Regions from separate parts of the Homo sapiens genome. Here region 1 is linked to region 2. A link is an interaction called in ENCODE POLR2A ChIA-PET data of the cell type or tissue named here. Cell type or tissue: PC-9. All regions are shown on one strand. Each heading gives the region's core, and the rest is flanking DNA. Links, peaks and the distances in the headings are about the cores only.

Region 1 (16,204 bases), core at 3,646-11,645, 76 kb before region 2:
ATAAATGAGAAAACAATAGGGAACTGTGAAAAATTAGCCAATTTTGTACAATTCTAAGACACCTTTTTTCGTATCTTAACATCTCTAAAACTGGGATGCATCTTGTATCATATGACATCTGCATCTTGTATCATATGACACCAATCACATCAAGTCACAGTTGTGACTGGCTATGTGAAACCATTTCACGGATAAGTAAGCTCTGGTGGGATCAAGCATCAAAGCAACTCAGGGCCAATGAAATATGCCATTATACACATTTTCTTAATTTCTTTGAAGATACACCAACACTGAACACTAAATCTACTGAAAATCTATTCAGTTGGAGAAAAGCTTAGAGAAGAACGATAAATCAGCCCATTTTTGTTATTCTCTCTATAAATGAAGTGAGGCCTCCTTTTCAGAATTAAACTTCAAGAGTGTTTACCATGGACTTTCAGTAGTTGGCAGATGGAGCACTTATCCAGTCACCTCCTCCCTCTCTCCCTTTCAAAATGTGGGTAGGGAGGGAGGGAGGTGGGGAGGCAGGGAAGAGGGAAGGGAGGATCCTGTAAATGTAAACAGAAAACAAACCTGAAGGAAGGGATTTCAAATATGGAAACAAAGGGCAAACTGAAACCTATGGATGGATACAAACGGGAACGAAACAGTAGCCCAGAACAAACACAAGATACCAGGTGAGGCAGGAACACTTATCAGCCAGAGTAGCTGAGCTAAAGAAAGCCAAACAAAAAACCAGGGAGTCCTCCTCCAGAGACATAAACTGAATGTCTGACAGAGCAAAGGCTGCTGACATGAGGGTGAGGATTCCAGAGTACAGAGCTCCACATGTGCAAGCATGGTGAGAATGGGTGAGGAAAGCAACGGAGAGGCTAACTCTGAAACTATTCCTTTGAAACTTTAAGAACCCCTGTCGATAAGACCCCACCAGACACAGAGCAAGCACCATCCCCCATCCCCCAACAAGCCTTCACGATCAGAAACACTAACATACATATGGGCAAGGGTAAAATTTGAAGTAGCTCACTGCAGCTATGCAGAATTACCAAATCAGATCTTCATTTTTAGAGTAAAAAAGTGCCATCCAGATGTACAATGAAAACCAAGAGCATGAAGGAGAGACACCAGCCATGGGGTGGGGGCCAGAGGAGACCATAACCTCAAAGAAAATAAATAATTCAGAAGCCAGAAGGGAACTCTAAAATGAACTGACTTTGTATTTATAAAAGAAGAACTGAATGCTGTAAAATGATAACAACCAGAGAACGTAAGCAGGCACTTAGAAATTAAAAGTCCCAATGGCAAAAATAGAAGGAAGTTATAAACAAACAAAAACATGTGCATGTATGTGGACACAGTAAACAAAAGACAGGTAAAAAAGAGCAATGAAGACAAACGACTTTATACACCTTTGCCTGTGGCCAAGAAATTGTGTCAGTTGAGATCATCTTACTGGCTCTGCTCTACCCTCCCCAAGTTGCTGACCCCTGGTTTACCTTAAACACAAAGCAGGGGCCTGAGCTGGTCAGCCTCTATTAAAGGTGTACTAAATGGGTTAACTAAAAGTTACTTTTGCATGATTTTTAAAATATTTCTCCAGTTGATGTAGCTTTAGAAATTACATAGCTCCTTTTAGGGTACAAGATAGACTGTCATTAAAACAAAAAGCAGAAATAATCCTTGTATGAGGTAATTTAATTTTTAACTATTATTTTCCTAAAGTTATTTGTATTTTAAAATATTTGACTTACCCATCCAATAGCCTCAAACATTTTCAGATCAAGTGGATCACCAGAGAGCACTCCTTCAATTTTTGTAAGTGAATGACAAGTAGCCATACAAGCAACAAACTGGGATTTTACCAACATCTCATTGCACACATTTTCTTCTGGTGAAAGAAATCTAAGCAGAAGACACACTGAATTAGTTTCATAAATTCTAAGATTCAAGATAATATTCTAACAGGGCTTTTCTGGTTTTGTAATTAAAAAAAAAATCTTTTAAATCCCAATCTGAGCTCCTAAGAAAGAGAAACTGTCAAGTGTCAGAAATACAGGGAAAAGAAAACCAGAGGGGTGTGAACTTGAGCTGATGCTATGGCTGCTGGGGGGATGAAGGGAGGGGGCCATCTCAGTAAACTAAGAACTTGGGATTTAATACCCACAAAAGGACAGGAAACAAAGTCTGGCCCCATGCAAAGTGGGTAGCTGGTACTGAAAGGATCCCTCTGACTCAGGAAAGCCAGTACTCTTGAAGAGCTACACGCCCTTGGGAAAAGGGCAGATGAGAAAAAATTCACCCACAGACCTAAAGGCATTAATTATGAATAAGCTTGTCTTTTTCCTCACCCAAAGTCCAAGAAAATAGCTAATATCTGCATAATATTTACTATGCACCAGGCATTATTCTAAGAACTTTAAATTTATTGGCCCATTATCCTCACACCATAGAAAAGGTGTTTTATTACCCCCATTATAGATGAGAAAACTGAAGCAGGGTGGTTAAGTGACTTGTCCCAGGTTACACCGTCCATAAGTAGCAGAGCAAGGATTGAAACACAGGAGGTCAGTTAAAGCCTGTATGACACCGTTGATTACCACTGGGGCTCTTAGCCAAGCAAAGTCAGAACTTCTCCAGAGGGGAGCTCAAAGAAAATTCTGTTAAGAATGAGTCCATAATTTAAAGATGCGCTAGCAAACAATTCACCAAGAGTGTCAACAGACATAACAAAGACAGAATTAGAATCCTATAAATTTGGCCAGGGGCAGTGGCTGATGCCTGTCATCCCGGCATTTTGGGAGGCTGAGGCAGGAGGATCATTTGAGGCCAGGAGTTCAAAACCAGCCTGGGAAATATAGCGAGACACCCATACCAATTCCTATGTTTAAAATAAAAAAATAAAGAATCCCGTAAATTTAAGATAACAGAATGGCAAATCTGAAAGAATGCAAAAAGGGCATTTTAAAATTAGACATACAAAGAGTAAGACACTGTAGATGCGAGAGTAGGGGTGGGAGCAGACTTGGAAAGAACCAAGTAAACCATGTGTTGTCCAACACATGGTTAGGATTCCCAGAAGGAGAGAAAACAAAACACAAGGAAAAGGCCATAATGGAAGTAAAAAAGGCCTGAAAATTTTCCAGAATTTATGAAAAACATGAAAGCATGAAATCAAGAAGCATCATGAATCCTGTACACACAAATAAAAAGATCACAGTGAATCTGCAGAAATTAAGGGTGAAGAAATATTCTTCAAGCAACCAGAGAAAAAAAAGATTACTAAAAAGACTAAGATTTATCAGTACCAATTAACAAAAGGTATTAAGAGAAATGAAATAACAGCTTCATAGTATTGAGAGAACACAAATGTCAAACCTAGAAATCTGTATAGTTACACTACCACCCAAGTGACAGTGGGCTGCTCTGCCTATGAAGGAACCATTCTTTATTCCTTTACTTTCTTAAATTTGCTTTCACTTAAAAAAAAAAAAAAGAGTGACAGTGAAACAAAGCAAATGAATGTAGTTACAGAAGATGGCAATTTACACAAGATGCAATGGTTAAGGCATTAGTACACCTAGGTAAATCTAAGCATGCAGACTGTATAAGACCAAAATAATAATCAGAAAATATTATGCAACAAATACATATAGGAAGGGAGGAGAATAACCAAAAGTATCTTACAGTCCATAGGTTTGTTTTGGGGGGCAGGGGAGTGGTTAAAAGGCAGTATTAACATCCATGAACTTTAAGTATAAATATTGATAATGTAAGAACAAGCAGTATAAGATTGGGATGCATAAAGTGAGAAAATGAGAGAAAAAATGAGAATGTGAAAATGTGTATGTAAATTGGGGGAGCAATGGTAGAAATAATTTCTAATATATCTGAATAAATGTGCACATCATGGCACAGAAAGACTGAAAAGTAAACAAGTGGCAAAACACACACTAGGCAAACATCAGGCAAAAGAAAGCTGGTATAGAGCTATATAATTATAAGACAAAACAGAATTTAAGGCAACATGCATTACTAGAGATAAGAAAGGTCACAACGTGACATACTATTTTCCAAGACACAACAACTCTTGAAATTACATTGGCCAAACAATACTGTCTCTCAAGCTATATACACCAAAATTTAGCAGACTTTTGACAGGGGGAGGGGGGAAGACACAAACAAAACTACAGGAGTAAAACTTCTGAGCTTCAAAAAGCAACAGAAACAAAAGTAAAGAGATGAGCCAGAGACTAATAGGATAATTTTCAATACACAATATTGAAAAAGATTCCTATCCAGAAAATAAAAAAGACCTCTAACAAATAAGATAGACTTCCCAACAGAAAAATGAGGATATAAACACACAATACACAGAAGAATGCTAAATGACCCTCCCTCCAAAATGTGAAAAGATGCTCAATTTTATAAGAAATGAGAAGAATGTAAAAACCACAATGTAATACTCATATCCATCCATCTGGCAAAAATTACAAGTCTGACAATATTAAGTTTGGCAAGAATGTGGAGTAAAAAGATCTTTACCCACTGAGAGAGAAAGCATAAAGCTGAAGCCGTGCCCATGCTACGGCCCAGCCTTTCCATTTACAGGGATCTAGCTTACTGAAACTCAGCCACATGCCTACAAGGACTTATGTGTAAGAACTTTAATTCCAGCACTATTTGCAACAGTGCAGAGAAAAAAGAAGAAAAAACAGAATTGTCCCTTAGTAGAAGAACAGACAAGGTTTAATCATTCAATGGAATAAGACAGAGCAGTTAAAATTAATAAACTAGATCTGCACATATCAACATGGATAAATCTTGAAAACAAAGTTTGGAGAGGGGAAAAAAGCAGCAAAACATATGTACAGTATATCATTCATGGATACTTATTTATAGATTTATACTTAGAAAAAATATAAAATATGCAAAAATAATTTCAGAATGGCAGTAGGAATTGGGGAAGGGATACAGTGGGACTTTGGCAACTTCTATAATATTTTAATATTCTAAAGGAAGCGATCTGAAGCAAATATGGCAACATGTCCACGGTTTAATCCTGGTATAGGTACACAGTTGTCTATTACTTCCTTTATGTTTGAATGTTGCACATGTTAAAATATTAAAAATAAACTAATAAACTATCAAGTCTAACTAATATTTACCGTGCATTTTCCACTCGTTGAATCCCCCAAAGATCTAAACCATCTTCAGTTAGAGTTCCAGTCTAAAAAACAAAAAAGCACACATGCACAAAGTATGGATGATGCCTCAAAAAAAAACCCAAAAATAAAAATAAAAAGCAACCACACAGCATTAGAAACTATGCTACATATAACATAATGGAGTTCTACAGAGTTAAAAAAAGAAACAGGCAAGATCCCTGACAGAGAATGGCTTCCAGGACATATGGTTAAAGTGGGAGAGGGGGTGCAAACAATGATCACAAATCTTCTGCGTAAGGGCAGAGAGGGGTATATATTTACGTGCTTATACTATCAAAAAAAAAATCAATGGAAGGATGCACCAGTTAACCTATCTTATCAATCAATAAAGGATGCCTATAAAGCAAAAAAGGAAGGATTACTGTATAAGGAGGGCCAAGAGGAACAGGTTAAAGTACATCAGGAGGAAGCAACTGGCCAAATCCACAAGGTAAATGACCTGGTTTCTTCAACAAAATAACTGGAGATAAGGGGTAAGTAAAGGCAATTGTTACATGTTAATTGTAAGCAATGTAATCCCTATTTGGATTCTGACTGAAAAATCAACTAGTAAAAATTAGAGATATGAGGAAATCTCAACTGGATATTAGAAAAACTAAAGAATTGCTAATTCTGTTAAATGTGATAGTGATATTTTAAATATCCTCTAGACACATACTAAGGTAGTTATGAGTGAAATAATGTCTGATGCTGTCCCCTTCAAAATGAGCAGATAGATAAAATAAGACTGACAATGTGTTGATAACTGATAAAGCTGGGTAATGAGTAAATGAGTGTTTATTATACACACATCTTTTCTCCACTTTTGTCTTAAAACTTTTAGGAAAGTTTCCAAAAAAGACAAGCATAAGTGAAATTTTTTGAACTGATAAATATGAAATAATTGTAGCAGTATGTGACATATTTTTTTCTAACAGAACATGTTTCCCATTTTTTTCTGTAATAATGAAATGCACAAAAATCAAATTTGTATCACATCAGTTACCCAGAAAAGTTTGATAGAAGGTTTTCTGGTCAAAGTTTAATTCTCAGAAAACTTTAAAGAAAATTCCAGCTCAGGAAAGGAGAAACCTTTCTAAGAGGCAAGATATACTTCACACAGGTACATAATTTGTCATTTTCACATAAAATCAGTGACCTTCATAATTCTTAAACATATTCAATAAAATCATACAGCAAACACTAAACATACACACTTACAAGCAATAAAATCATAATAAATATATATGTATGGAGCCTATTGTGTTAAATAAGAATTACTGTCTAAAAAATTAAAGGTCACGTAATCTTTACTGCTACTACTATTAATACTACTAGGCCTAATTCTGGAGTTAACTGAAGCTTTGAGCAAATAAGCAATATCCAAAGTATTAAAAATTGAGAAAATAAGAAATATAGCATGTCCTCAAATACGATTGTTTTGTCCGTCTTTTTTTATAACACGATGGGTGCCAGTGGTGGGGAGAGCTGAGGCCCAGCCGCGACCACTATCTACATGGAGTTTGCATGTTCTCTCCCTGTCTGCATGGGTTTCACTCCAGGTACTTCAGTTTCCTCCCACATCAAAGCTACGCAAGTTAAGTGAACCAGCACATTTAAATGGTCCCAGTCTGCGCGAGTGTGAGTACACCCTGCGATACGATGGCATCCTGTCTAGGGCTGGTTCCTGCCTCGTTCCGCCAGTTGCTGAGATACGCTCCCACTACCCAGGAGCCTGAAATAAAACAACTGGGTAAATAATTACCTTACTTGTTTTTATTTCTTTCTTAAATGAATGTATAGCTCATATTTATTTCAATGATTAATATCAGAAGTGTTTTAGATCTTTATTTAGAAGTTTGGTGATTTTTTGTGACCAAAATATGGCATAGGAACTTAAATCTCATTTGTATCAATTAGCCTATGGTAAAACTGGTTTCATTTCATTTAAAGTTGCAGTTTTCAAGAACCTATCAGTAATGTTAAGTGAGAACTTATGGTATAGAAAAATGATGCATATACCAAATAAGTGGAGGAAAAGGAAAATTAGAGGAACATGACAGAATGTGTCCAAATTTGTTGACAAAGAAAATAAAAAACATTGATCTAAATATTTAAACGCTACGAAGTAACCTTTGAAAGTAACTATGAAACTGAACCCACCTTGTCAAAGCAAACAAGATTGAGCTGTCCACAAATATTTATTCTTTGAGGACTGATACAGAAAATACCGATTTTTTTCAGTCTTCTCTGAGCATACACAATACCAGCAGTCATTGCAGCAGGAAGTGCAGGGGGCACAGTAATTGTGATAATATCAAGAGACTCGATAATTATGACCCCAACTTGTACCTACAATTAACACAAAAATAAATGTCAAATCCCCAGTATTATTTACGGATTTAATATGGGTATTTCTTTAGTGAAAATCTGTAAGCCATTTTCAATTGTATATTTCAATTTTATGTATGTGTGTGTATATACATATCTATTAACCATATATAATTTTTTTCTTCAGATATTTCTGCAAAATAAAAAAGCTCAATGGATTATAGAATGACAGCTACTTTCAAAAGAAACTTATCTCATTTTCAAGGCGCTACATACTTCACACATGACACACTTCAAAGCCGGTCAACAATCATTATCAGATATTGACTCAGCGTGCACACACCTTACTGTACCACTCTCCACTTCTGACAAGCGGCGCCTTCAATTAACTAACCACAAATCATTTTAACACTGTATATTACATCTCAGAGGTAAAAAAGAGAAAATAAAGCTTTTGGTGATTATGTGGGGGGGTTTTTTTTCCTGTTTTTTTTTTTTAAAGTCACAAGACCAAGTAAAAGACCATCTAAACCAGAGGCACCCAAAAGAAGTATCCTTTACAATGGAAATGTTCTATAGCTGGGCTTTCTAATATCATAGCTACTAGTCTCATGACTTTGTTAGCATTAAATTAATTAAAATTAAATTAGCTTAAAATTTTAGTTCCTCATTCTCAGTAGCCACATTTCAAATCCTCAATAGCTGCATATGATAAATAATTGAGGTTCAAACCCTATTAAGAGTCCCACATACATACCTCATTTAAAATGCTATTAATAATAGTGTAGATAAACCCAATGCCAGCAACTGCCACAAGACATAGTAGAAACAAGTAGGCATCTCTGTAGAGTTTAAAATCAGTTGGTTTGGGATACAATATGGAACGAACAAGCTGTCCTTTGGAAGTACTAAATCCTTTCAAAAAAAGAAGACAATTATTGATATTTTTATAAGAAAATGAGAATTATCTCCCAAAACAGAATCTCTCTTTTTTTTTTTTTGAGACAGAGTCTCGCTCTGTCACCCAGGCTGGAGTACAGTGGTGTGATCTCGACTCACTGCAAGCTCCGCCTCCTGGGTTCACGCCATTCTCCTGCCTCAGCCTCCCGAGTAGCTGGGACTGCAGGCGCCCGCCACCAGGCCCGGCTAATTTTTTTGTAATTTTGGTAGAGACGGGGTTTCACCATGTTAGCCAGGATGGTCTCAATCTCCTGACCTCATGATCCGCCCACCTCGGCTTCCCAAAGTGCTGGGATTACAGGCGTTAGCCACAGCACCCAGCCCAGAATCTCTTTTTAAACATTTAGTAGGTATCAAATATGCTGAAACATGCAAAAAGAGATTAATTAAGATGTTTCCTACCTGTTCTAACAACTATGGCTTTGACGAGTTCTCCAGTGTAGAAACGAGTCTGAATAACAGTTGTCCCACAAAACAAAGTATGTCGTTTATGTGTTTCTGGATTATATAATTCATCTCCTATTCCTTTCACATCCACTGAAGGATTTGGCAAATTAGTCTTTGTCACTGGAACACTTTCTCCTTTAAAAAACAACAACAACAACAAAAACAGTTTACAAATTATTAAACGAAAGCACAGGAATCAGTATCGAACACCAAAAAATATTAAATTGTTAAATATTTTAAATGCTACCATACTGTTTACAATAATCACTGAGAGTTGTATATGTGGACAACATGGCTTAATTTTTTGTCTACCAATTTCCTCACATAGAAGTATCAAATATTATCTCCCACAATAATTCCAGAAAGTGATTTGTGGCTCAAAGGTAATATTTGTTTATATTTAGAAACAGTTGCATTGTTCAGTTTCAAATAATTTCAAAAAAGATTAAGTAGTTGCTATAGTCCCTGCACCTCTAAGAACTAATGGTAACAGTGGAAAGCACTGTACAGAAGAGATGTGAGGGCCTACCCCGATCCACCCCTACACACACACACACACACACACACACACACACACACACACACACACAGAACAGAAAAGACAGCTGGGCAAAAAAGAGATGTGAAAATGAGTAATGTGGTGGTTCTCTCAAACAACCACAAACAGCCAAATTCTTTTTAAAATTAATTCTCTGCAGCATTCACATTTCTTGCTTCAAAGAAGGCATGTGTGTCAGATATGTATTTGTTTGTGTGTTTTAAGATACGAGATATGTGTTTGTGTGTTTTAAGACACGACTCTTAACAGTTTCAAAATGTATTACATATAAATCATTTTCTAGCCAGATCAACTAGGACAATTAAAAAAAAAATTCACACGATTAAAATAAGATATTGGACAGGCACAGTGGCTCACGCCTGTAATTCCAACACTTTGGGAGGCCAAGGTGGATGGATCACCTGAGGACAGGAGTTCACGACCAGCCTGGCCAACGTGGTGAAGCCGTCTCTACTAAGAATGCAAAAATTAGCCATGCATGGTGGCACACACCTGTAGTCCCAGCTACTCGGGAGGCTGAGGCATAAGAGCTGCTTGAACCTGGGAGCGGAGGCTGCAGTGAGCCAAGATCGCACCACTGCTCTCCATCCTGGGTGACAGAACAAGGCTCTGTCTCAAAACAAACAAACAAAAAAAAAACAAAAAAAAAATCAAGCTCTACCTCAAGATTGTGAATTTCCAAAGGGAAGTCATTTTAAAGCCTGTATCTCCTCAGTTCAAGAAAAATATAAAATCTTTCTTTATTCCCACTTTTTACACATCAAATGGGGAACCAAATACTGTATGCCACATTTTCTGTGGGAAAAGGCCGCCTTTCCACTTCCCTAACCTTAAACCATTTCCTAAGGTCCAAAGAGTAGCCAGAGTGAGGTCAAGAGATGTGACCAACACTATAGCACAGTATCTAGTATTACAGCTGAGTATAATGCAGAATTCGGTCTACTCAGAATTTTAAATCTCCAATATCCAACATATTCATGAGTAAAGGTACAAATGACATAGCTAATTTTGAAAAGGCTTACTCACTAACTTAGTCATGATATATCATGAACAACTCATGTTGATATTTACTCATTTAGCTTACCTGTTAACATGCTTTCGTTTACAATGCAGGTACCATTAATAAGCACAGCATCACAAGGCATTATTGTCCCATTTAATGGAATGACCATGACATCTCCTGGCACAAGGTCGGTAGAAAAGATTTCTTCTATTTCTGAAATTAAAGAAAGAAAGAAAAATCTGAAAAAGATATTCTTTACCTTGGAAAAATACAGCAAATGCTATTCAGAAGTCATCTGATCTCAATAAGAAGTTTATAATGGGGTAAAATAGAAAAATCCAACAAATGGCAAGTTTTAACAAATAAGATTATTAGGCTAACAAAGCACGGTGTGTCAGCTAGTTAGTCTCCTGCTAGGACACCAGCTGTGCACCGGTGATGCCAAGTACCCTCTGACGAAGCAGGTTAAGTGTGCTTCAACACTCATGACAACCGTCCATGATAAATGGTGACTATTAGCCTAAGGAAGAGACACAATGAGTCCACAAAGGAGATGCCTGTGAAACAGGTCAAACAAACTCCGATTTCTATAATCCCTTGGAAACAGAAGGAAGCACTAGAAAACTTAGCATCTTTTCTTTTCAACAGCTTATCTATAATATTCCTTTTCTCACTGCCACTATTTATAACCTTCAAGTCTCATTGCCTCAATATTCCTAAATTACTCTTTTTAGATATTATTTTAAATATGAGTAAATTCATTAAATAAACACTGTAATATTTTATCTAGCTCATTATTTCCTTACAAATTTTAGTGAAACACTTTTAAAAAAAGATCTTCCCTCTGGTACAAGTTGGTGTTTGAAAAAAAGAAAAATGAAAATGAAAAGATCTTCCGAAGGGTGAAAGGCTTTTCTTTAGGGTCACCTTATATGTAGGTATTCTCTCTCTTTTCCTCTCATTCTCTAACACCCTCCCTCTCCCTGTCCAGGTTTAATACTGTGCTCAGAAGACAGTCACACTAGTTTATAAATGGAGATGGATGAGAAGAAACTTATTGTTTGTGATGTTAGCCTGTAAGACAAACACTCTTTCTTTCCTTTTTTTAAAAAAGGAAGTAATTTACTAAATTATGAGGGAACAACTTTTAAAGAATGACATTTAGTACATAGTAGATATTATCGATCTTCGTTTTAAAAATAAGATCCCTTCTTTTAAAAATTTGGATTTCTTTAAAAAGAAAATAAATCCATTCCTCAGATGGGAAGAAAAAAGTAAAAATTTGACTTTTCTTAAAGCTTTTAAATACCACTTGAAGTTCTACTCCTTTTAGGCGTACCAGAAAACAAGGTATCAATGACATGTAAGACTATACAAAGTGGGTAAGGAAGATTCAAGTTGAATGGTATGTCTGCCCTGGCATCCCCATTATATTCAGCAACAGCAGAACAAGAAGAGGAGAGGCATCAATAAGCTACACATCTTAGACTTCAGCTAAGGGAGGCAGATCTTCCTAGCTAGAGTAGCAAGTGGCCAGGAAGCACAGGGAAGGAAGCAATCTCTTGGGTGTAGTCTGAGTCAAGAAAATGGAGACTGATTTGGTGTTCTGAGTAAATCAAAGCGGCTTCTGCCTCCAAGGCCCATGATGCTGTGCTGCCTCCTTTACCTCTTCAACATCTTGCCAGACAAGTTACACGTCCAAAATATTACCATTCTTGCAAGCCTGCTTCTCTTCCAGTTTCCTATTTAACTAAACAGCACCAACATCCATCCACCTAGCCAGACACTGCTCCATGGCCTCATATCCAATGAGTCAAATCCTGTTCAATGGTCACATTTAAGTATCTTTTGAACTCATTTCTTTTCATCTCCGCAATTGCTACCTTGATTCGGGGGGGCATGTCTTCAGTATTACTCTCCTCTAAACCAGTCTGAATGTGGACGCCAGAATGATTTTTTTCCAAAGGGCAAGTATTTTATCACTCCTCTGCTTAAAACCCTTCAATGGTGGCTATGCATGGTGGCTCATGCCAGTAATCCCAGCACTCTGGGAGGCCAAGGCGGGCAGATCACTTGAGGCCAGGAGTACCAAACCAGCCTGGCCAACAAGGTTGACACTGTTTCTACTAAAAACACAAAAATTAGCTGGGTGTGATGGTGTGTACGCCTGTAATCCCAGCACTCTGGAAGGCCAAGGCGGGTGGATCACTTCAGACCCAGAGTTAGAGACCAGCCTGGCCAACATGGTAACACCCTGTTTCTACTAAAAATACAAAAAACTGGCTGGGCGTGGTGGCACATGCCTCTAATCCCGGCTACTCAGGAGGCTGAGGCACAAGAATTCCTTGAACCTGGGAGGCGGAGGTTGCAGTGAGCCAAGATTGCCACTGCACTCCAGCCTGGGAAGGAGACTCTATCGAAAAAATAAAATAAAATAAAATAAATTAATAATAATAGCCTTCAATGGCTTTCCACTGTCTTTTGGACTGAGCCCAAATCCCTAACATGCTTCAGAGAGCTATCCATCATTTATAGTTGCTGTATTTGTCATACTAAATTTCTTCTTTCAGTTCTTATAATGTCCACACAATCTCTAATTTCTAGGCCTTTGGGTATTTAGAACCCTCTTCTCTCCTTCTCTCAGCCTCCCCTTATCAACTTCTCACCTACCTCTTATTTGGCTAATTCAAATAGTCATCACTTACAAGCACTTAATCAAAGAAGTCATCCCTGATACCTACAGTAAATGAGCTCCCCTAATACATAAGTTGGCTGACTTCTCCTTATCATAGCATTTGTCACACTGTATTGTTACTGTTACTACTGTTATCTCTACACCGAATCCCCAGAGCCTAGCATAGTGCCTGCTACATAGAAGAAAAATACAATTTTATATAAATAAATGAATTTGATACAAACTCAGGAACTGAAATGTATACTTTTAGTTCTTAAAAAAATGAATGTATGTGCGAGGCAGAGTGGCTCAAGCCTGTAATCTCAAGACTGTGGGAGACTGAGGCAGGAGGATCTCTTGAGCCCAGGAATTCAAGACCAGCATGGGCAACACAGTGAGACCTCGCCTCTTCAAAAAAAGAGAAAAAATTAGCCAGGAATGGTGGCACAAGCCTGTAGTCCCACCTACTTGGGAGGCTGAGACAGGAGGGTAAGTTGAGCCACTGCACTCAGGCCTGTGCAACAGTGAGACCACATCGACTTTAAAAAAAAAAAAAAAAAAAAAAAGGCCGGGTGCACAGTGCAGTGGCTCAAACCTGTAATCCCAACACTTTGGGAGGCCCAGGTGGGCAGATCACTTCAGCCCAGAAGTCTGAGACCAGACTGGGCAACATGGCAAAACCCTGTCTCTAAAAAAAAAAAAAATAGAAAAATTAGCTGGGCATGGTGGCATGCACCTGTAGTCCCAGCTACTCGGGAGCCTAAAGTGGGAGGATTACTTGAGTCTGGGAGGTCAAGGCTGCAGTAAGCTGAGATTGTGCCTTTGCACTCCAGCCTAAGTGACAGAGACACTGACTCAATCAATCAATCAATCAAAGAATGTATATGTATTATACTTTGGGCTTACTTCACACATTATGCCTAACAGGTATCTTTTTTGATTTATTCTTCCAACATTCAATTACTTACCTTCATTTACTCTACAAACTGAAACTCTTACGGTACTATGAGTTGCCACCATGTCATGCAACATAACATATTGCTGAAAGAGGAAAAAGAAGTTAGAAACTAGCCAATATGAACCCACTCCTCAGGAAAAAAGCCAGAGTGCTAAAAAAATAAGTTAATTCAATAAATGCATATCACTCCATCTTTATAAAATGTCGAGTCAGAAATTCAGAGTATTCATTGTTTTAGTTCAAGACAAAACAAGAAGCACTTTAACAGGATAGCCCTGAAAACAGTACCTTCCAGTATTCCAGTCTGTGATCAGCAACTACAGATCCCTATGGTCTCTAGACAGTCAAGTGGTAGAGTCTTGACTCTACAAAGCACCTGCTATCCCCAACCTCCCAACCAGCAAAACAAACAAAAAGGGAGGGGAGAAGGAGCATATATTCATGCAACTAAAATAATGACTGCATTGAGAATTTACTTTGTGCTGAGTACTATTCTACACACATTAGATGTTACTACAAAATACAAATACAGTTGTGAAACCCATAATAAATTTGAACTTACCTTTCTAATGGAATATAGTGAGCTTACGATTGATACTATGGACATAACCACAATAGCTAGAGCATAGTAATAGTATTCATCAGTGCTCCACAGTATAACACTGAACAGCTGGAAAATGTAAAATGGGTTGAGAACCTAAAAAACAAGATTTTAAAGTCAAACTGAATGAGGTATTAATGACCATACAGATTGTCCATCTTTTCATTTGACAAACAAAAAGATACAAATATGTACAAGATAAGCTCCATAGTATTCTACGGCAAAATGTACTTCCCTAAAAAGTAGGGCAGGCTGGGCGCGGTGGCTCACGCCTGTAATCCCAGCACTTTGGGAGGCCAAGGCGGGCGGATCATGAGGTCAGGAGATCAAAACATCCTGGCTAACACGGTGAAACCCTGTCTCTACTAAAAAATACAAAAAAGTTAGCTGGGCATGGTGGCAGGCGCCTGTAGTCCCAGCTACTCAGGAGGCCGAAGCAGGAGAATGGCTTGAACCCGGGAGGCAGAGCTTGCAGTGAGCCGAGATCGCGCCACTGCAGCCTGGGAGACAGAGCGAGACTCCGTCTCAAAAAAAAAAAAAAAAGGTAGGGCAATATGCCATCATACTCTTATTATCATTAAAATACTAGAATTTGGCTAAATAAGGTTAATTTAAATTACTGGCATCCATTTAGATTCATACCATCCAAATATAGATTCAGCTAGAAAAGGCTAGTAAGTGTATGATTTTAGCCGTTCTGCAATCTGCTTTGGCAATAAAGTACATTTATTTCCAATTACTGTGCTCTGGGCTAATAGAATACAAAACTTTTAACGAAATTGAAAAATGTTTGCTTACTATAAACTCAAAACACAAATTTACTTATATATCAAAAGTTAACTGGAGGTCAAAGGAAAGACAAATATGAGTTAATGGGTTATGTTACTTTGCTTTCTCTAAGATAATAACTAAGTATTAAATCCTGAATGAAAAAGAGATAAAGGGAGACCTTGGCAATGAACTTCACCCACCCAAATGTCATGGTATTTTATCAATTTCATTAAACACCCCCCACCCAATGTCTTCAAATTGATGCTTCTGTACTTTTCAAAGCACTTTCATATATAGTCTCATTTTACCTCAAAACCAAATGAGATAATTGGAAAAAACTTATTCCAAGTTTATAGGTAAAGGAGCAACAGAGAGAATGTACTAAAGATCAGAGCTAGTTACTGATGGAACTACATTAAAATCAGGTCTTCCAATTCCTAATCACTACACTATGCTATGCTCATAAGCAACATTACATGGCCACTCCCAGGAACTGATGAAAAACAATCTTACTTCTACTCCTAAAAGTGTTCACCTAATACAACTAATTCTTGAGCTTTAGCCAAAAACCAGAATGAAGATTGGTGAGCCTAACTCTGCTAGACATTCAACAGGTAATAAAAGCAAAACTAGACAAAATTTTAAGAATACATGCCCCAGATTCTTTCTCTACCAGAGTAAATGTCTTCCGTCTTT
Region 2 (16,204 bases), core at 3,848-11,847:
CTCACAGCAAGCAAGGAGCAGAACTGGGATTTTATTTATTTAACTTATTTATTATTATTATTATTATTATTATTATTGAGACAGAGTCTTGCTCTGTCGCCCAGGCTGGAGTGCAGTAATGTGATCTCGGCTCACTGCAGCCTCCACCTCCTGGGTTCAAGCAATTCTCCTGCCTCAGCCTCCCAAGTAGCTGGGATTACAGGCACACACCACCACACCTGGCTAATTTTTGTATTTTTAGTAGAGACAGGGTTTCGCCATGTTGGCCAGGCTGGTCTCAAACTCCTGACCTCAGGTGATCTGCCCGCCTCAGCCTCCCAAAGTGCTGGGATTATAGGGGTGAGCCACCGCGCCTGGCCGGAACTGGGATTTTAGAAGAACCAAGTGGTCTGGTGCCAAACTCCAAACTCCCAGCTGCTATACAATACTGCGTTTCTCTGAAGCACCCATACGACCATGTCACTCCTGTGCTCAAGTCTCTTCAGTGCCTCCCTTCTGACTGTGGTCGTTCAAATTCCTACTTGGGCATTAAAGGCTCTTCAGTGGTTTGTCTCTCGCTCTCCTGCAGGTAAGTTTATGCGCTTTGCTGTGTCTCACGTCCCTCCTCTATTACTTGAGTGTGATAATACCCTCTCATGAGGCTGCCACGAGGATTAAAGGAGGTCACTCAGCACAAAGTGACACAATTGGTGTTAGTGATCATTTAGTTACCTTTGTACTGTTTCTCCCAACTTACTTAGAGGACTCCTCTGACCAGAATGTTGCTGCAAATAAACAGTGCTTGTTGCTAAACTGAATGCGAATGTAAATTTTCCCTTCCTAGAAATGTTCCCCACTCCCATATGCCAACATCTCCAAATCCGTCCAAACCCAACCATCCTCCAATCACTCTACTTCACTGCCCCCACCCCCCCACTAATTGAAACTCCTGAGACACTTACTCTTTTTTTTTTTTTTTTTGAGGCAGAGTCTCACTCTTTCACCTAAGCTGGAGTGCAATGGTGCGTTCTCGGCTCACTGCAACCTCCACCTCCCAGGTTCAAGTGATTCTCCTGCCTCAACCTCCCGAGTAGCTGGGACTAGAGGCTCACACCACCATGCCCAGCTAATTTTTGTATTTTTAGTAGAAATGAGGTTTCATCATGTTGGCCAGGCTGGTTTCGAACTCCTGACCTCAAGTGATCTGTCCACCTCGGTCTCCCAAAGTGCTGAGATTATAGGCGTGATCCACCACGCCTGGCCTCGGGGACGTTTATTCTCATCATTCTTTTTTTTCCACACCACTATTTATTTACTCGTTTGTTAAGCATTTATCAAGTGCTTACTCTAATAATAACAATGCCTGTACAGACAGTCCCTGAGTTAATGGTGACTGACTTAATGATATTTTCAGTTGATGATGGGTTTACAGGGATATAACCCCATCTTACACTTGCTTGGTTATTTTTTTTTTTTTTGTCTTTTTTTTTTCCTTTCTGTGGAGAACGGCGTCTTGCTGTATTGCCCAGGCAGGTCTCGAACTTCTGGGCTCAAGCTATCCTCCCACCTCCTCCTCCCTAATAGTTGGGATTACAGGCATGAGCCACCATGGCCGGTGGACGTAACCCCAACTTAAGTCGAGGAGCATCTGTATTTGACTTGATACTTTACGAAGGGCTCCATACCACAGCTCTGCATCTGTAAATCCTCACAAAAGGCTTGGAAGGGGTTCCCATTTTTAGGCTGCCCTAGTTTTACCAGCTGGTGGTAAACCCTGGTGTCAGCACCAGCATTCCTGGGGATCCAGAGGTGATGCTGACAGGACCCCCGTCTTCAGGGCATGTATTGCTGGGTCTGTCCCGCAGACCCTGGCTGACAGATGAAATGAGTACTCAGACAGAGGTATGCAGTGTAAGAGCAGCTAGGCGACTGCCTGGCTCTAGTGTCCAGAGAGCAGCCCGAGAGCTGGAGCTGCTTGCTTTTATTCAGTGCAGGCACAATGACGAAAACCTGGAGCCAACACAACCTGCAGGTAATTAACATTTATCATTCCCTTTTCAGGCAACATCATGCACGCGGATGATCAACAGTCAGTTCCTGGTCAACATAAGTAAACAAGCCTGTTTAAGATAAATTCCCCCACACTCCCTTGTACCTACTCCTTGCCCTCTGCCCCAGGGTTATAGAACAGCTGCTTTCTGCTATTCTCCCCCCAGGCTCTGCAGAACCTTCTGACCTTTCAGAAGGTTTGCATCCTTTCCCTATAGTTTTTCCACCGCTCTGACCAGTCCCCCACAATATATAGCCTTGTATGCAAAGCCAGGCCTGTCCATGCAGGGTGACCATCCAAGGTAGACAGTGGCAAAATCTGGTGGAGGCATCAGAGATAGTGCCATCAGTTTGCTGGAACAAGCATATCAAGGAGCCTGGCAGATCTACACTTCACCAGACGGTGCCTGTAGCCAACAGGGCAGGCCCTTGCTCCAGGGAAACACTCAGAAATCAAAACTCCTTGCTCTGCTGCCAGGGAACTCTCCAGGAGATCCTCAGTGTCATCAGAAGCTGAAAAAAACAGTGCTGAGAAACGTGGCCTGCCGTCTTTCCAGCTAAGGGAGATGGCCCATTCGACCCTGGGTTGTCCTCTGCAAACGCGCTGCTGCAGGTTGCATGGCACCATCTCCTGATTGCAATTTGCTTTCCTGAGGGAGTGAACTGACTGAAATTGGATGGTAATAAGTTGCTAGGTTATTTTCCACTTTTTAGTTTATGAGGCTTATTCATTTTGCTTTAACATTAACCACTGCCTTCCTTTTAAGGAGCTGGTGAGGCAGCGCATGGCAACAGGTTCAGGGTGAGGAGTGGCACCACCTCCTTTCAGTGAGGATTTGGGAAGGGTGAAAAGCACCCTAATCTTCTCAGCCGCATGTGAACAAACCACCTGTCAAGGTGGGTCCTTCCTATAGGGAGGTTGATGTCAGCCCTTCAGGGAGGTCTCAGTTTTCTTCCTCCACTTCCTAATCCCTTCATTATAATTCCTTCCACAACAGAATAAGTTTCTTGAGCAATGCAGCAATATCCAGCAATTTTAGATAGACATTTACCTTTTGACCTAGAAATCTCACTTCTACGAATCCATCCTAAAGACACACTTTCAGCTGGATGTGGTCGCTCATGCCTGCGATCCTAACACTCTGGGAGGCTAAAGTGGAAGAATCTCTTGGGCTCAGGAGCTCAAGACCAGCCTGGGCAACATAGGAAGACCCTATCTCTAAAAAAAATAAAAATAAAAACGGCACACAGTCAAAAATTCAAAAATTAATATACATAAGGCTATTTATTACAGAAACATTGGTAGTAGCAAAAGACTGGAAATAACTCAATGCCCATCAATAGGGAACGGAGTAAATAAACTAAGATACCTACACATAATGGAGTGCCATGCAGCTTTGAAAGGAAATGAGGCATATTTCTATGTTATATGTTGTGATCACCAGAATATAACCTAATGAGTAAAAAGCCAGGTGAAGAAAATTCTGATAATATGCTATCATTGGAGAGGGGAATATGAATATACCATACATCACATAGGAGGAGAGAGGAAATAAAGTGAGAGGATTGGGATAGAAGCTAGACTTTTCTAAATATATCTTGTTTTATAGATTTATGTTGGAAGTTTGTGGATATAGTACTTTAGAAAAGTATAAAACCAAATTAGACTTGACAAAATGAAACAAGTCAATCTGTTGAGTTGATGGTGTAACTACACAGTGAGAAACTATTGCAAATGACCTTAACACTCAGGAATTCCACTGTATATTCCTAATGGGAGATCCCCTAATGACCAAACTTAAACCCAGTCCAACCAAACCAAAAAACCTTGTAAAATATCTGAAACCATTTTTAGTAATGAAATGAGAAATGTGGTCGTGTTGGTGATATGGTTTGGCTGTGTCCCCACCCCGACATCATCTTGAATTGTAACTCCCACAATTCCCACATGTCATGAGAGGAACCCAGTGGGAGGTGATTGAATTATGGGTGTGGGTCTTTCCTGCGCTGTTCCCATGATAGTGAATGACAAGATCTGATGATTTTAAAAACGGTTTCCCCGCACAACCTCCCTCTCTTGCCTGCCACCATCTATGTAAGATGTGACTTGTTCCTCCTTGCCTTCCGCTGTGATCGTGAGGCCTCCCCAGCCATGTGGAACTGTAAGTCCATTAAACCTCTTTTTCTTCCCAGTCTCGGGTATGTCTTCATCAGCAGCATGAAAATAAACTCATACAGTAAATTGGTACCAATAAAGTGGGGTGCTGCTGAAAAGATACCCAAAAATGTGGAAGCGACTTTGGAACTGGGTTATCAGGCAGAGGCTGGAACAGTTTGGAGGGCTCAGAAGAAGACAGGAAAATGTGGGAAAGTTTGGAACTTCCTAGAGACTTGTTGAATGGCTTTGACAAAAATGCTGATAGTGATATGAACAATAAGGTCCAGGCTGAGGTGGTCTCAGATGGAGATGAGGAACTTGTTGGGAACTGGAACAAAGGTGACCCTTGTTATGTTTTAGCAAAGAGACTGGTGGCATTTTGCTCCTGCCTTAGAGATTTGCAGAACTTTGAACTTGAGAGAGATGATTTAGAGTATCTGGTGGAAGAAATGTCTAAGCAACAAAGTATTCAAGAGGTGACTTGGGCGTTCTTAAACACATTCAGTTTTATAAGGGAAGCAGAGCATAAAAGTTCAGAAACTTGCAGCCTGACAATGTAATAGAAAAGAAAATTCTATTTTCTGAGGAGAAATTCAAGCTGGCTGCAGAAATTTGCATAAGAAATGGGGACCCAAATATTAATCTCCAAGACAATGGGGAAAATGTCTCCAGGGCATTTCAGAGGTCTTCATGGCAGCCCCTCCCATCACGGGACCAGAGGCCTAGGAGGAAAAAAATGGTTTCTTGGGCCAGGCCCAGGGTCTCCGTGCTGTGTGCAGCCTAGGGACTTGGTGCCCTGCATCCCAGCTACTCCAGCCATGATTAAAAGGGCCCAAGGTACAGCTCGGGCCGTGGCTGCAGAGGGTGCAAGCCTCAAGCCTTGGAAGCTTCTATGTGGAATTCAACCTGTGGGTGCACAGAAGTCAAGAACTGAGGCTTGGGAACCTCTGCCTAGATTTCAGAGGATGTATGGAAACGCCTGGATATCCAGGAAGTTTGCTGCAGGGACAGGGCCCTCATGGAGAACCTCTGCTGGGACAGTGTGGAAAGGAAATGTGGAGTTGGAGTCCCCACACAGAGTCCCAACTGGGGCACCACCTAGTGGAGCTGTGAGAAGAGGGCCACTGTCCTCCAGACCCCAGAATGGTAGATCCACCGACAGCTTGCACATGTGCCTGGAAAATCGGCAGACACTCAACACCAGCCCATGAAAGCAGCCAGAAGGGAGGGTGTACCCTGCAAAGCCACAGGGGCTGAGCTGCCCAAGACCATGGGAACCCACTTCTTGCATCAGCGTGACCCGGATGCGAGACATGGAGTCAAAGGAGATCATTTTGGAGATTTAAGACTTAACTGCCCTGCTGGATTTCTGATTTGTATGGGGACCAGAGCGCCTTTGTTTTGGCCAATTTCTCCCATTTGGAATGGCTGTATTTACCCGATACCTGTACCCCCATTGTATCTGGGAAGTAACTAACTTGCTTTTGATCTTACAAGCTCCTAGGCGAAAGGAATGTGCCTTGTCTCAGATGAGACTTTGGACTGTGGACTTTTGAGTTAATGCTGAAATGAGTTAAGACTTTGGGAGACTGTTGGGAAGGCATGACTGGTTTTGAAACGTGAGAACATGAGATTTGGGAGGGGCCAGAGGCGGGATGATATGGTTTGGCTGTGTCCCCACCGAAATCTCATTTTGAATTGTAACTCCCACAACTCCTGTGTGTCATTGGAGGAACCCAGTGGGAGGTGATCGAATTATGGGGGCAGGTCTTTCCTGTGCGGTTCTCATGATGGTAAATGAGTCTCACAAGAGCTGATCGTTTTAAAAGTGGGAGTTTCCCTGTACAAGCTGTCTCTCTTGCCTGCTGCCATTCATGTAAGATGTGACTTACTCCTCCTTGCCTTCCACAATGATTGTGAGGCCGTCCCAGCCATGTGGGACTGTAAGTTCATTAAACCTTTTTTTCTTTCCAGTCTTGCATATGTCTTTATCAGCAGCATGAAAATGGACTAATACAGTTGGTAAGACTGTTTTGCATGTATTATAGGATAAAGCAATGAGTAATTATGTTGTTTTGAAAAGTGGGATGTTTTACATCCCAGGTATGGATATAAGATCAATAAAGTTAAGTAGAAACACTTTAGTCTTACCTAAATTTGAAATAGAACTATTAGTAAGAATCCATAAAGTATTTGCTTGTAAAAAATTCTTTCTAGAAACCATCATCAATTCAAAAGCAAGCATTTCTTGCACACAGAATATGATCTCTAAATGCCATTTACTAAAAGAAAGCAGGGCTCCTTAGAAAAATGGCTGATTCCAGATCTGGGCTCCTGGGAAAGAAATGTACAAGATGAGCCTGGAACATCATATTATACACCTGATAATCAAGCATTTATCAAGAACAATAGGGTGATTTCACAAGGCAAATACCAGATATTATGTGCCTCCTGATGAAAAACATTAGTCATGAAGTAGTCTTGCCAAAATCCCTAACCTAAATCTGATCAACTACTCTAAATCCAACTTCTAGTTTACAGGAAATGTCAAGGACAGAGAACATGTTAAATCATACTGCTGGTTGCAATCACCAAAATTATTGCAGTGGCTCATGCCTATAATCCCAGCACTTTGGGAGGCTAAGGAGGGCAGATTGCTTGAGCCCAGGAGTCTGAAACCAGTCTGAAATATAGTGAGACCCCCATTTCTACAAAAAATTGAAAAATTAACCAGGCATGGTAACATGCACCTATGGTCTCAGCTACTCTGCAGCCTGAGGCAGGAGGATCGCTTGATACCAGGAGTTTGAGGGTCCCTTGAGCCATGATTGCACCACTGCATTCCAGCCTGTGTGACAGAACGATACCCTGTTTAAAAAAAAGAAAATATCACAAAGACTTAGTTGCCTATAGTCCTAGCTACTCAGGAGGATGAGGCAGGAGCATGAGGCTGGAGGATGGCTTGAGCCCAGGAGTTCCAGTCCAGACTGGGCAACATAGTAACCCCCTCCCTTAAAAAAAAAACAAAAACAAAAACAAAAAAACAGACTCAGTCAACTTGAAGAGGCCCCCACTAACCAAAGAATAAGATAATCTGAGCATCAATAAGAATTATAACTGTGATGAATTGAAGCTCATCAAATGTTTAAAACCATGAATTCATGCTTTTTAAAAATTAAATCTATTGGTCACTTTTGGTGGGTGCTAGGGATCCATTTGTTATTTTGAAAATTGGCAAATAAAGAGAGAGAAGCATTTATATTACCTTTCCAGTGACAAATATAGCTTATGTTAACTGCATAGACGATCAGGGAAACCTTTTTTGGATGTATTACAGCTATTAAACAGAGAAAGACTAGAAGGATTACAATATCACCATTTTGCCATCTTTAGTAAATTAACAGGCCTGGACTTTGATCATCAATGACGGTCAAAAGACAAATACATGAGTGCCTCCCGATGAGAAACAGTCATGAAGTAGTCTTGCCAAAAATCACTAACCTGTCTGGTCACTACTCTAAATCCAACTACTAGTTTACAGGAAATGCCAAGGACAGGGAACGTGTTAAATGATACTGCTGAATGCAGTCGCCAAAACTCAGATGGTGAGAAATTCCATGAGATAAATGACCCAGCTTCTTCAACAAATACATTACAAGCAGGAGGAACTTATCAAGTAAAAGGGATCCAAGAGGCATACTGAAGTCTATGGGTGAAAATGATGCCATGATATGATTTGCTTCAGAATAATCCAGGAAGGGATTAGTCATAAAATAAGATTAGCCATGAATTCTTTTTTTTTTTTTTTTTTTTTTTTGAGATGGAATCTCGCTCTGTCACCCAGGCTGGGGTGCAGTGGTGCGATCTCGGCTCACTGCAACCTCTGCCTCCCGGGCTCAAGCAATTCTCCTGCCTCACCCTCCCAAGTAGCTGGGACTACAGGCGTGTGCTACCACACCTGGCTAATTTTTTGTTTTTAGTAGAGACGGGGTTTCACCATGTTGGCCAAGCTGGTCTCGAACTCCTGACCTCAGGTGATCTGCCCACCTTGGCCTCCCAAAGTGCAGGGATTACAGGTGTGAGCCACTGCGCCTGGCCGAATTCTTAATTATTGAACCTAGGTGATAGAATCGTGGAAGTTTATGATACCATTCTGTCTCCTTTTATGTTAGAAATTTTCCATAGTGAAATAAATAAATAAATAAATAAACAAAAAGGAAACTAAAGACTGAAGCCACAGAAAAGCTAAACAAACAAAATAAAGACTTTCTCTCTCTTTTTTTTTGGACACAGGGTCTTGCTGTGGTGCCCAGACTACCTGGGCTGCAGTGCAACGGTGCCATCTCAGCTTACTGCAGCCTCAACCTCCCAGGCTCAAGAGATCTTCCCAACTCCTGAATAGCTGGGACTACAGGTTCGCGCTACCATGCCCAGCTAAGTTTTCCATTTTTTTGTAGAGACAGGGTCTCGCCATGTTGCCCGGTCTAGTCTCAAACTCCTGGACTCAAGTGATTCCCCTGCCTAGGCCACCCAAAGTGCTGGGATGGATTACAGGTGTGAGCCGCCATGCCTGGCCAGAAGGTGAATTTTGAAGTCAGGTCGACTCGGCTTCAGTTCTGGCTTAGCCACTCCATAACTGTGTGACAAGAGACAAGTTCTAGCTCTGAAACCCAATTTTCTCAGGAAAATGGTGACAGTACACACCACCGTTCCGTTGTATGAATTAAAGGTAACAGTTGGGCAATGCTTGGCAGAGCTCCTCGCACATAGTAACCACCTTTACTTATTGCTGGAGGGAAGGTTGTACACCCTTGGGCCTTTTCTCTTTTTGAAATAGCTGGTATGGAACTCAGGTGACAAGACTAGTGGAGGCAGGAAGAGGGACCCAGGAATTCTATCTTCCTATGGCTAAAAGGGGAAAAAGAAGCTTCCCCGCCTGGAATACTTCCTGAATCTTGCCCCTCCTCCCCATTTTTCAGGGCTCTTTTCTAGTTCTGCCTCCAGGCAAAATTAGTACCTCCTCTTTTTGCCTCAGCTTTTCCACAAGTCTATTTGAACACATCCTTTGACCCCTTTTATTGGTGTGATTTGAACCAGGCACAGTGGCTCAGGCCTGTAATCCCAGCACTTTGGGAGGCCAAGGCGGGAGGATCACTCGAGTCCAGGAGTTGGCGACCAGTCTGGGCGACATAGCAAGACCCTGCCTCTGTTTTAAAAACTTTTTTTTTTTTTGAGACAGAGTCTTGCTCTGTCACCCAGGCTGGAGTGACGTGGCGCAAACTCGGCTCACTGCAAGCTCCACCTCCTGGGTTCAAGCGATTCTCCTATCTCAGCCTCCCGAGTATCTGGAATTACAGGTGCATGCGACCATGCCCGGCTGATTTTTGTATTTTTAGTAGAGACGGGGTTTCACCACGTTGGCCAGGCTGGTCTCAAACTCCTGACCTCAGGTGATCTGCCAGCCTTGGCCTCCCAAAGCGCTGGGATTACAGGCATGAGCCACCGCACCCAGCCTTGAAAAAACAATTTTTTTAAGTAATTAAATATTAGTGTGATTTTTTTTCTGTTCTTCCTCCACTGTTCCCCAAGCTATAAACTTCCCTACAGGGCAAGAGTCTTCAAGATCTTTCTTTCTACCCAGGTGCCCAGAACAGTGTCTGGCACATTGTAGGCGCTCAAAAAAATGCTTACTGCCTCGGAAACCTGACCAGAAAAGGCCAACTGTATGTGGGGTGGGGAAGGGAATGAGAAGGGTTAACCTTTCTCCTCCACCTTCAGCTCTGTGTCAGATGATATACAAGTGGAGACTGAATCCCGTAGATTTATAGTGTGTTTTATGATGATATAAACAGAGCTTTTTTGTTATTATTAATCATCCCATTTATGCATTTCAAAAATCCACAAAAATTCATCATTAAAATTTGTTTCATACCTTCTCATCCTTTCTCTCAATAACGTAGCAGTGTTAGAATTTTGTCTCAATTCGTCATGGCCTTCAGGTAGCACTTGTCTGCTGGACACAGAGGGACAGGAATTCTCAACCTGAAGACTGCAAGTTTCAGCCACCTATGAAGTTTCAGCATCCTGATGTTGCAAAATGGTACATATACATGTGTACCTATATACATTTTTTTTTGAGACAGAGTCTTGCTCTGCTACCCAGGCTGGAGTGCAGTGGCATGATCTCAGCTCACTGCAACCTCCACCTCCCAGGTTCAAGCGATTCTCCTATGTCAGCCTCCTGAGTAGATGGGATTACAGGTGTGTGCCACCACACCCGGCTAATTTTTTATATTTTTGGCAGAGATGGGGTTTCACCACGTTGGCAGGCTGGTCTCAAACTCCTGACCTCAAGTGATCTGCCTGCCTTGGCCTCCCAAAGTGTTGGGATTACAGGCATGAGCCACCACCCCTGGCCCATATATGCATTTTTGGATAGGGTGATGGTCTGTGATTTTTCAGTCAGATGCTCTCATGGGTTCCTGACCTAACAAAGGAGAATGACTACATTCAATAGAAGAGGTGCAAAATAATGAGAAACACTAAGTGTTCACTGAGAACTCTTTCTTTTCTTTTTCTTTTTCTTTTTTTTTTTTTTTTTTTGAGACGGAATCTCACTCTGTCACCCAGGCTGGAGTGCAGTGGCGCGATCTCAGCTCACCACAACCTCCGCCTCCCAGGTTCAAACAATTCTCCTGCCTCAGCCTCCCGAGTAGCTGGGATTACAGGCATGCACCACCACGCCTGGCTAACTTTTGTTTTTTTAGTAGAGATGGAGTTTCTCCATGTTGGTCAGGCCAGTCTGAAACTCCTGACCTCAGGTGATCCACCTGCCTCGGCCTCCCAAAGTGCTGGGATTATAGGCGTGAACCACTGTGCCTGGCCTAGTGTACCCATTCTTTAAGGCCCCACTCCTGTCCCTTCTCCCTACCACTGTCCCTGCCTCTTACCCAACCAGTTGTCTTTCTCTCTTGTAAACTCCAACATTTCACATTTATCTCTTGTTATATGTGGCTAGTAACCATTGATCACCTTCCTTATGTTTGCTCATGTTTTACCTTCCCAGCTAGTCTGTATGCTTCTCGAAGGCTAGGCTCATATTGCACATCATTGTATCTTCTTTGCCCTCTGGAAGGCTAGGATCATATTGCGCATCATTGTATCTTCTTTGCCCTCTGGAAGGCTAGGATCATATTGCGCATCATTGTATCTTCTTTGCCCCCGGAGCATGGCCTGCCTAGAGGGGATATTTGGTCATTTCTTTTTCATTGATTGGTTTTATAACCACCATAATGTTTGAACTCCTTAATGTGGCCTACATGGATTGGTCTTTGCCACCCTATTTGGCCTCATTTGTGTCTCCTCCCCCTTTACATTTTATACCTAGCCATCCTCAATACCAGCCAGTTCCTTAGAAATTCCATGGGCCAAGCACAGTGGCTCATCACACCTGTAATCCCAGCACTTTGGGAGGCCGAAGCGGGCGGATCACCTGAGGTCAGTAGTTCCAGACCAGCCTGACCAACACGGTGAAACCCCATCTCTACTAAAATACAAAAATTAGCCAGTTGTGGTGGTGCACGCCTGTAATCCCAGCTTCTCGGGAGGCTGAGGCAGGAGAATCGCTTGAACCCAGGAGGTGGGGGTTGCAGTGAGCCCAGATCGCCCTACTGCACTCTAGCTTGGGTGACAGGGCAGTGACCCTGTCTCAAAAAAAAAAAAAAAGAAAGAAAGAAAGGAAAGAAAGAAGGAAGGAAGGAAGGAAGGAAGAAAGAAAGAAAAAAAGAAAGAAAGAGAAAGAAAGAAAGAGAAAGAAAGAAAAGAAGAAAGAAAGAAAGAAAGAAAGAAAGAAAGAAAGAAAGAAAGAAAGAAAGAAAGAAAGAAAGAAAGAAAGAAAAATTGCAGCCATGACACCTCACACAGCTTCCTCTGCCGGAACACTCATCTCCTCTTCTGTCTGGTTGACTCTTCTCAACATTTGCATCTCAATCTGGGAATTACTTCCTAACGAGAAGTCTTCCCCTGGACTTCATCAGAAAGTACAAATTAGTAAGATTGCGCCAGCAAAATGCGTAGTGTGTGAGAAAGCACTTAGCAAGAGGAAATGAGAAACATTCACGTCCACTTACTCATGAGCTTGCTCCAGCTTCTTCTTCTCCTGTCCCCTAGTTCCCTCTGGATGTCAGCCATCTGAAATTACTCACAGGACATCTGAATGCACTTTGTTTTATCATACAAAGTGTGCCTTTGTACACACTTTTCTTCCGTTTTTTTTCTTCCTTTTTTTTTTTTTTTTGGAGGCCAAGTGCACTGACGCCATTTCGGCTCATTGCAACCCCTGCCTCCTGGGTTCAAGCTATTCTCCTGCCTCAGCCTCCCAAGTAGCTGGGACTACAGGTGTGTACCACCATGCCTGACTAATTTTTGTATTTTTAGTAGAGATGGGGTTTCACCATGTTGGCCAGGCTGGTCTCGAACCCTGACCTCAAGTGATCCACCCACCTCGGCCTCTCAAAGTTCTGGGATTACAGGTGTGAGCCATTATGCCCAGCCTGTACACACTAAACATTTTTCATTTTTTCATTCTTCCTAGGATTCCATTTAATCCATGCCCTTCCTTCCTTCCTCCTTCCCTTCCCTCCCTTCCCCTCCCCTCCCCTCCCCTTCTCTTCCTTTCTTCCTTCTTTCTTTTCTCTTTCTTTCTCTTTCTTTCTTTCTTTTTCTTTCTTTCTTCTGTTCTTTCCTTCTTTTGTTCTTTTCTTCCTTCCTTCTTTCCTTCCTTGCTTCCATTCTTTCCCTCTCCCCCCGCCTTCCTTCCCTCTCTCTCCACACCCCTACCCCCGCCCTTCTCTTTCTTTTGAGAGTCTTACTCTATTGCCCAGGATGGAGTGCAATGGTGCCATCACAGCTCACTGCAACCTCTGCCTCCCGGGTTCAAGTGATCTTCGTGCCTCAGCCACCTGAGTAGCTGTGGGATTACAAGTATCTGCAATCAGGTCTGGCTAATTTTTGTATTTTTAGTAGATATGGGGTTTCACCGTGTTGGCCAGGCTGGTCTTCAACTCCTGGCCTCAAGTGATCCACCCACCTCGGTCTCCCAAAGTGCTGGGATTAAAGGCATGAGCCACCGCGTGGCCTAATCCATGCCCTTTCTTCACCTAATTAACTCCTACTCATTTTTCAATGCCCAGCCAAGGGGTTTGTATAATGGTGCAATTTTTGTTTGTTTGTTTGTTTTATGAGACGGTCTTGCTCTGTCACCCAGGCTGGAGTGCAGTGGTACGATTTTGGCTCACTGCAACCTCTGCCTCCCCGGGCTCAAGCAATTCTCCTGCCTCCCTCCCGAGCAGCTGGAATTACAAGTGCACACCACCACACGCTGCTAATTTTTTTGTATTTTTAGTAGAGATAGGATTCCACCATGTTGGCCAGGCTGATCTCGAACTCCTGACCTCAAGTGATCTGCCTGCCTTGGCCTCCCAAAGTACTGGGATTACAGGCATGAGCCACTGCGCTCGGCCAAATGGGGAAAATTGTAATAATTTCTACCTCCGAGGGTTGTTGTGGGAATGAAATGAATTAATGTCTATACAGTTCTTTGACTTCTTCCTGGCATATAGTAAGTGCTAAATAATTTTTAGCTATTATCAGCAACAACATCATCTTCTCTTTCATCATTATTATCAGTATATGTAATATACAAGTCTCTTGTCATTTTTCATGCTATATAGTAATTGCTTTTCATGTCTGTCTCTCCACCATCATATGTGCTCCTTTTTGATCGAATGATCCTCAAATAACGAGGTCATTCTACAGGCCCTAACAAAGCATCAACAGTCAAGGTTTGGAGCTACAGAAATCCTACAGAGAGCTGTGAAAAGAAAAACGTCAACTGGATGAAAAGGCTGTGGGAAAAGGAACAAGTAAATAAGGTTAGAAAGAATGCCTTAGAAATAGCCACAGGACTCATTCACTATTGATCACAGTGCAAGTTGACACAACCTTATTTTGTCAGGCATTTTGGTGCTTCACACGAAAATGTTATTTATTTATTTATTTATTTATTTATTTATTGGAGACAGAGTCTTGCTTTGTCACCCAGGCTGGAGTGCAGTGGCGCAATCTTGGTCACTGCAGCCTCTGCCTCCCAGGTTCAAGCGATTCTCCTGTCTCAGCCTCCTGCATAGCTGGGATTACAGGCACATGCCACCATGCCCAGCTAATTTTTGTATTTTTTTAGTAGCGATGGGGTTTCACCATCTTGGCCAGGCTGGTCTCCAACATCTGACCTCAGGTGATCTGCCCGCCTCAGCCTCCCAGAGTGCTGGGAATACAGGCGTGAGCCACCACACCCGGCCAAAAATTTTAATTACATATATCCTTAAACCGAGAAATATCACTTTTAGAAGTCTATTCAATAAAAACAATTTCTCTGGTATACAAAGATACATGAAAAGGTTAACCATCACATTACTTGTAAGAATAAAAAATTTTGAGAGGCTGAGGTGGGTGGATCACCTGAGGTCAGGAGTTTGAAACCAACCTGGCCAACATGGTGAAACCGCGTCTCTACTAAAAATACAAAAATTAGGTGGGCATGGTGGCGCACACCTGTAATCTCAGCCACTCGGGAGGCTAAGACAGAAGAATCACTTGAACCTGTGAGGCAGAGGTTGCGGTGAGCCAAGATCATGTCACTGCACTCTAGGTTGGGTGACAGAGCGAGACTCCGTCTCAAAAAAAATAAATAAATTTAAAAAAGAATAAAAAATTGGAAACAGCAGAAATGCTCATCAAGGAAAGATTAATTAAATTAATTGTGGGATTGTGCTGCATCCATACAATGAAAGACTATGGAACTATTAAAAAGGAGGTAAAGCTCTCTGTCTGGAAGCCAGAAGTCCACAACATATAGTTAAATGAAAAAGCAAGTCGCAAAATAGTCTAAATTTATTAGCCCAATTTTGGGGTCAACTTTATTGAGGTACAATTTAAATGCAATAAAATTCACCAATGTTAAGTGCACAATAAATGAGTTTTAACAAATATACCATCATATAGTCACTACCACAATCATGAAATTGATAGGATATTTTCATTACCCCCAAAAAATTACCTTGAAACATTTTTCAGTCATTCTACACCCCTACCCTCTGCCTCCTGGCAACCACTAATCTGCTTTTTATAACTAAGATTTTGGACTTTTTTTTAGCACTTCACATAAATGGAATTATATAGTAGATAGTCTTGAGTCTGACTCCTTTCACATAGCATGAAGCTTTTGAGATTCATTCGTGTTTTACATATCAGTGGTTCATTCTTTATTATTGCTGAGTAGCATTTCACTGTAAGGTTTTACTACATTTTATATATTCATTTACCAGTTCTTGGGCATTTGGATTGATTCCAGTTTTTAATGAGTATGAATAAAACCACTATAAACATTTGTGTACAGATTTATTTAATTTAACTTTTTATTTTGAAATAATTATAGATTCACATTATAAGAAATAATACAGAGATTGTTTCCTTACTTATGGAAGAAAAGAAAAAAAGAGAGATCCCTTGATCCAGCTTCCCCCAGTGGTAACATCTTGTAAAGTATAGTAACATATCACAACCAGGCTGTTGACATTGATGAAGTCAAGACACAGAGCAGTTCCATCATCACTGGGACCCCTTGTGTTGCCCTTTTATAGCCACACTCACCTCTTTCCCCGCCCCCAGCTCCTGGCAACTATTAGTCTCTTCTCCATAATTTTGTCATTTCAAGAGTGTAATATAGATAAATGTAAGCATACAATATACAATATACAATTTGTAAAGATTGGCTATTTTCACTCAGCCTAATTCCCTAGGGATTCATTACATATGAGATTCATTACATATACACACACACACACACACACACACACACACCAATAGCTTGCTCCTGTTTATTGCTGAGTAGTGTTCCGTCCTGTGCATATACCATGACTTGGTTTTTGGCTATTATGAATAAAGTCGCTATGAACAATT

What was found. ChIA-PET counts read pairs that join two places held together with the same protein. Peaks named below come from ENCODE experiments on the same cell type or tissue, not always from the same donor. Only the 100,000 strongest peaks of a DNase experiment are listed, where the experiment ranks them.
Region 1: POLR2A ChIA-PET joins it to region 2 with 11 read pairs; 5 of 35 experiments call an interaction of 5 or more read pairs at or near these places.

The regions. Positions count from the first base shown.
Region 1 is chr3:194,439,560-194,455,763 of GRCh38, forward strand. ATP13A3 (ATPase 13A3) reads right to left here. Exons shown (of 34, transcript NM_001367549.1): 9 at 14,699-14,833; 10 at 14,147-14,219; 11 at 10,586-10,717; 12 at 8,898-9,077; 13 at 8,293-8,450; 14 at 7,368-7,556; 15 at 5,166-5,227; 16 at 1,752-1,902. Among named protein-coding and RNA genes, the nearest start is that of ATP13A3, 39 kb to the right of the region's middle. RefSeq lists enhancers at 7,244-8,443, 9,939-11,138. In PC-9, for the core only: no CTCF peak of the experiment used is centred there; a DNase peak (open chromatin) is centred at 7,852; H3K27ac peaks cover 654 bases.
Region 2 is chr3:194,515,031-194,531,234 of GRCh38, forward strand. No RefSeq gene overlaps it. Among named protein-coding and RNA genes, the nearest start is that of ATP13A3-DT, 36 kb to the left of the region's middle. RefSeq lists an enhancer at 5,750-6,044. In PC-9, for the core only: no CTCF peak of the experiment used is centred there; DNase peaks (open chromatin) are centred at 6,631 and 7,791; H3K27ac peaks cover 4,003 bases.